Regions from separate parts of the Homo sapiens genome. Here region 2 is linked to region 1. A link is a loop called in an ENCODE intact Hi-C map of the cell type or tissue named here. Cell type or tissue: MCF 10A. All regions are shown on one strand. Links, peaks and the distances in the headings refer to the core of each region. The heading gives the core; the rest is flanking DNA.

The links. A loop is a pair of places that touch in the nucleus more often than their neighbours do. Peaks named below come from ENCODE experiments on the same cell type or tissue, not always from the same donor. Only the 100,000 strongest peaks of a DNase experiment are listed, where the experiment ranks them.
Region 2: a loop joins it to region 1, with 11 times the contacts of the local background. A loop is called at or near these places in 6 of 110 quality-filtered maps.

What each region holds. Positions count from the first base shown.
Region 1 is chr2:136,377,249-136,380,167 of GRCh38, reverse strand. No RefSeq gene overlaps it. Among named protein-coding and RNA genes, the nearest start is that of CXCR4, 260 kb to the right of the region's middle. In MCF 10A, for the core only: a CTCF peak has its summit at 1,221 (motif pointing right); a DNase peak (open chromatin) is centred at 1,217.
Region 2 is chr2:134,987,755-134,990,673 of GRCh38, reverse strand. It overlaps MAP3K19 (mitogen-activated protein kinase kinase kinase 19), which reads left to right. Exons shown (of 13, transcript NM_025052.5): 10 at 2,421-2,919. Among named protein-coding and RNA genes, the nearest start is that of MAP3K19, 58 kb to the left of the region's middle. In MCF 10A, for the core only: a CTCF peak has its summit at 1,467 (motif pointing left); no DNase peak of the experiment used is centred there.

The sequences.
Region 1 (2,919 bases), core at 218-2,717:
ATTAAACAAGAGGTGAATGTGCTAGCGTTGGAGCCATATTGATCCAATAGAACACGAAACAGGTCTTTTAATGTATGGATGAAATCTCCAAAGCTATTGACAATTTTCTGCCATGCTTTTTAATCATCACATGCTTGCTCTGGCTTTTGAATTGCCTAACCTTTGGGTGGTAAAATCACAGCATGTTATTTTAATCTCTTTATAATGGACTAGAGTTCACTTCAAATAAACATGTCTCCCTGTGCCCTTGGTAGGAGGCAGGCAGGGTTGAGAGGCAGGGAGTGTTGAGAAGCAGGCTCGTAGCCACATGGATTCCCCAAAAAGCCTGAACTGCACTCTCCATCTGAAAACCACATGGGCTTCTGGGCCTGCTGCTCTTATCTCTAACACTGGGTTCCCAAAACACAGTCCCTGGAGCAGCAGCAGCAGCATCACCTGAGAAACTGTTAGAAACGCAAATTCCCAGTCCCTTACTCAGACCAACCCCCATGTCATGCCATACAGTGGCTTACCAATAGTATTCACACAATAAATATGTATGGCTTACTGAGTTCCTAACACAGGAAAAGGGAACAGAACAGCAATGAGTATAATGGAGCACAGAATGGACCTTGGATGTCTTCGCTTCACATTTGCCTGGGGTTGGCTTCTATTCCCCAAGACAGGGGTTCTCTAACTTGAATGTGCATCCGAATCATCTTAAAACACATATTTCTGGGCTTCACCTCCAGAGTTTCTGACTCAGCAGGTCTAGCTGGGAGCCAAGAATGTGCATTTTAACAAGTTTCCAGGTGATGCTGATGCTGCTGGCACACCTCACTTAGAAAGCCACTGCCCCAGAGGCAGGAGTCACCTGTCTCCAATTTCTGCCTCTTTTTCTGGCCTTGGATACTATACATATTTTTAAGGCCTTCCCTCTCCAAACTTCTCAAAACTTGGCTCAAAAGATTATCTAAAGGCTGGTCCAAAAATTACTAAAACCAGAAGAAGAATGGATGTATTCTCTTTAAAGAAACAGACAGGACTCTGTCTTAATAAGAGAGCAGTTACTTATTCAAGAGCTAGGAAAGGAGGGATGGCACTGTTGTTAGGGATTCATGGTCAATTTTTTTCTTCCATGCAGGTAGAGAACATGGGTTCTTGATGTCTGGTTTCTTTTTGTAAGGTTGCTCCAAGGTCCCTGGTAGGCTTTAGGGTTTGCCCAGCCACAAGATGGCAGTACTCAGCCAGCATTCACATGAAATGCAATACTGGCCCCCAGACTCCTCTTGCTCTTCAGATGATACCCAGAGCAGTGAACTGATGCATTTGATGCAACCAAAATAGGCTCATTTTCCTCCTGGGAAACCTGGCATTGAAGAAATTCTCCATCTAGTAAACTCAGACCCGGGAACAATGACCCTAAACAAGATTACATGCATGCCATTTAGTGTCTAAAGACAGAGCCGTTTCCCACACTCAAATGAGGAAACAAGAGGCTAACTGGTCATATGGTACCAACAAGACAATGAGGCAGAATAATAAATCTGTGGGCCTCCCCAAATATCTGTGAATATGTGGCCATCTCAGTTACAAGGCAACTAATGGTGACCTAAAAATAGATATCCATTGAAAGATGCATTAAAAATGTTATATCCTAAGCAAAGTGGAAAGTTGCCTCAAAATATATTCTCTGATGGTTAGTCAAAACACGTTGTATTATAAATAAATAGCAAGCATCATTTTCCCATGTCAAACGTGGCGACTCATGGTTTGTGAGCTACAATAGTACTTACTAGCAATAAGCATCTGTGAAATGAAGGGGCTCCCAACACATCCAGAATGTATGGTGGCACAATGAGAATTCAGAAAATGCCATTCTCCCCTCTCTGCTCAATCTCCCACCGCTGTCATCTTTACTACAGGCTTGATCTGAATTTAAATACATAAGATTTGGGCTCCACCCACATACTTTCCACCCAAGTATCTCAGAAACTGATACTCATGATTCCCGCAATTCCAATGAAACTGTGGTTTTGTGCTGAGATTATCTGAATAATTGCTTCCATTTTTCTTGGCCTTATAGACAGAACCCCTAAATTTTGTAAGACCCTTTTCTTCATCTACTGTTCACTAGACCAGTTGTTTCCACGCTCAGCTGATCAACAGAATCACCCACGGTCTTATTTTGGTTTTTAAAGTACAGATGCCATATCACCTTCCACCTACTGATTTTAAAATTTTGGAAAGGAGGTGGCAGAGCTAGAAAGTGGTGTTGGTTTCTAGCATATGTGTAGGAATAGTAACCCAACTGAGGGGGTTCCAATGAGGTTTAGAAACAGCTGCACTAGGCAACACTGCTTTTCAGACCTCAGAGCACTTTCTCACCATATTCAGAATGTCCCATGGGAGCAGTAGGAGGGAAATCTTAAAACTCTCCAGGCTCTTCTTTACAGAGAAGGGATAGCAAGAGACGTGCCCACAGTCCGAGAGACTCATACAGGCAGATTCAAACTTAAGTCCTCTATTACTAGTTCATCCTGTTCTAGCCTTTAGAATTTTCTCACTTTCAGCAGGGCCCAGTGGCTCTCATGCCTGTAATCCCAATGTTTTGGGAGGCTCAGCCAGGAAGATGGCTTGAGGCCAAGAGTTCAAGACCAGCACCCGCTTAGGCAACATAGCAAGACCCTGCCATTTAAAAAAAAAATTTTGCCAGATGTAGTAGTGCACACCTGTAGTCCTAGCTACTCAGAAGGCTGAGGCAGGAGGATTGCTTGAGCCCAGGAGGTTGATGCTGTAGCGAGCTATGATCACGCCACTGCACTCCAGCCTGATAGCAGAGCAAAGATCTCATCTCTAAAACAATAATAAAAAGCATTTTCTCATTTTCTGTGGGCCTTGTAAATCACATTTACCAGACATAGGATTGCATGGCAGACA
Region 2 (2,919 bases), core at 159-2,658, 1.4 Mb after region 1:
GAAACTCCGTCTCTACTAAAATACAAAACATTAGCTGGGCATGGTGGCGGGTGCCTGTAGTCCCAGCTACTCGGGAGGCTGAGGCAGGAGAATTGCTTGAACCTGGAAGGTGGAGGTTGCAGTGACCCGACATCATGCCACCGGACTCCAGCCTGGCAACAGAGCAAGACTCCGTCTCAAAAATAAAACAAACAAACAAACAAAAAAAAAAAACAAAAAAAGAAAATCATAAGGAAGAGAAAATATATTTACTCTTCATTAAGTGGAAGTGGATCACCATAAAGGTCTTCATCCTCACTGTCTTCATGTTGAATAGGCTGAGGACGAGGAGGAACAGGAGGGCTTGGTCGTGCTGTCACAGAGGTAGCAGAGGAGGAAGAAAATCCACATATAGGTGGACTTGCGTAGTTTGAAGCCCTGTTGTTCAAGGGTCAACTGTATTTCTTGGAAAAACAACAACTCACATATAGTTCCTAGAGTAGCAAATCGTTCCTGGGAAAATTATGCCTTGCCATGTGCAGTGCTTTTCTGGAGTGTTTCTGTTCTTTACATAATGAGCTGAGTAGCTCCCTTAGACATTTTTTTTTTTTTGAGACAGAGTCTCACTCTGTTGCCCAGGCTGGAGTGCAGTTGGCACAATCTCGGCTCACTGCAACCACCACCTCCTGGGTTCAAGCGTTTCTCCTGCCTCAGCCTCCTGAGTAGCTGGGATTACAGGCACCTGCCACCACACCCAGCTAATTTTTGTATTTTTAGTAGAGATGGGGTTTCACCATGTTGGTCAGGTGGGTCTTGAACTCCTGACCTTGAGTGATCCGATTGCCTCGGCCTCCCAAAGTGCTGGGATTACAGGTGTGAGCCACCACACCTGGCCAGACATATTTTAATTTGTCTTTTTTCAACCTATTTAGAAATTAGGCAATTCTTTTCTTTCCCCCAGTGGTGGAAAGATTTTCCTAGCTGTCTAATTTATAAGTTTTTGGAAAGATATTTGCAATTCTTAGTTTCTCAACTACCTGACCCTTCTTTTCCTATGAGCCTTTGAGAAATACTTATGCATAGGTACTGCTTAGCATTGTAAAAGGAGTTTATTGACCTAAAAAATTGTAATGGCTGTTACTAGGCAGATGGTTAAGCACTGGATGAATCTGCCTTTATGTCCTAAGTCATTTTTGAGAAATGAGGAAAATCATCTAGACAGTAAAACTGGGGTCTACACTACATCTCATCTACTTTTAATGCCTAAGTTTCTAGAGTCAGGTTCCATTTCCTTCCTTCTTACACACAGGTGGCAATAGAATGAAAATTAAACATACATTTCTCAATTACTACCCATGACCCATGCCTATAAATATTGTGATATAAATAGGTATTGAATCTGTATACACAGGAAAAGACCACAATGAAAAGAAGCATAAAGTTAAGGAGTTTATAGCTTACTGCCCGCAAAGTTTAATATTATACATTGGGTTACACTGACCTCTACAGGATGATAATAAAAACTAGCTTAGTTTGAAACTAGAGGAGGGCAAAGGAGAAAGGAAAAACTAGCTTAGTTTGAAACTAGAGGGCAAAGGAGAAAGGAAAGCCATCCATTTGCCTGTCATCCACAAAAATGAAATTTTGTACATTTCATTCACAAACTAATTCAGCAAAACGATGGTGAGTAGTTGTGTTTCGGATATGAATTCTGAGTTAGTCAATAACTGGTAATTTTTGAGGTATTTTAACAGCAATTTTAAACTGTTTTCAGTGGGATTTCAAAAATCTTAAATCAATTCTATGGAAAGTAAAAAGAAAAAAGAAGAGAAATAAAATGCTTCTTATCTTAAATTTTTACCATTTACATTATAGGGCCTTCATTTAAAAATATATAACCATGAATATTTACATCTATAATAATCCTGGTTTTAAAACGTGTTGTTTTAAATTGGTTCTAAAAAAAATATTGGGAATGAGGTTTTAATTTTAAAAATTGTGATCTTTCCAGGCATAGTGGCTCATGCCTGTAATTCCAGCATTTTGGGAGGCAGAAGTGGGAGGATTGCTTGAGGCCAGGAGTTTGAGACCAGCCTGGGCAACATAGAGAGACCTTGTCTCTACTAAAATTTAAACATTAGCCGAGCATAGTGGCACATGCCTGCAGTCCCAGCTACTTGGGAGGCTGAGGTGGGAGGATCGCTTGAGCCCAGGAAGTCAAGGCTGCAATGAGCTGTGATTATGCCACTGCACCCCAGCCTGGGTGACAGAGCGAGATCTTGTCTCAAGAAGAAAAAAAAGAATTGTGATTTCCAGGATAGCTTTGAACTTTAAAAGCCTTCCTTAAGAGGATATTATAATCTCTTTAGACTACTTTAAACGAGTTAGCGTGATATTTATATATGTTTCTGCATTCACAGCTTTTTCTGTCTTCCTTTTAGTTCCTTCTGCCACCACTGTCACTCTTGCCCACGCGATCTGGTGTCCTTACTATCCCCCAAAATCACAAGTTTCCAAAAGAAAAAGAAAGAAACATTCCAAGTCTCACATCTTTTGTGCCTAAGCTCTCAGTGTCTGTTCGTCAATCTGATGAGCTCAGCCCATCAAACGAGCCTCCGGGAGCCCTAGTTAAGTCGTTGATGGATCCGACTCTCAGGTCTTCTGATGGCTTCATTTGGTCAAGAAACATGTGCTCTTTTCCTAAGACTAACCATCACAGGCAATGCCTGGAGAAGGAGGAAAACTGGAAATCCAAGGAAATAGAAGAATGTAACAAAATTGAAATCACTCACTTTGAAAAAGGGCAGTCTTTGGTGTCTTTTGAGAATTTGAAGGAAGGCAATATTCCTGCAGTTAGGGAAGAGGATATTGACTGCCATGGTAGTAAAACGCGAAAACCTGAAGAAGAGAACTCTCAATATCTTTCATCAAGAAAGAATG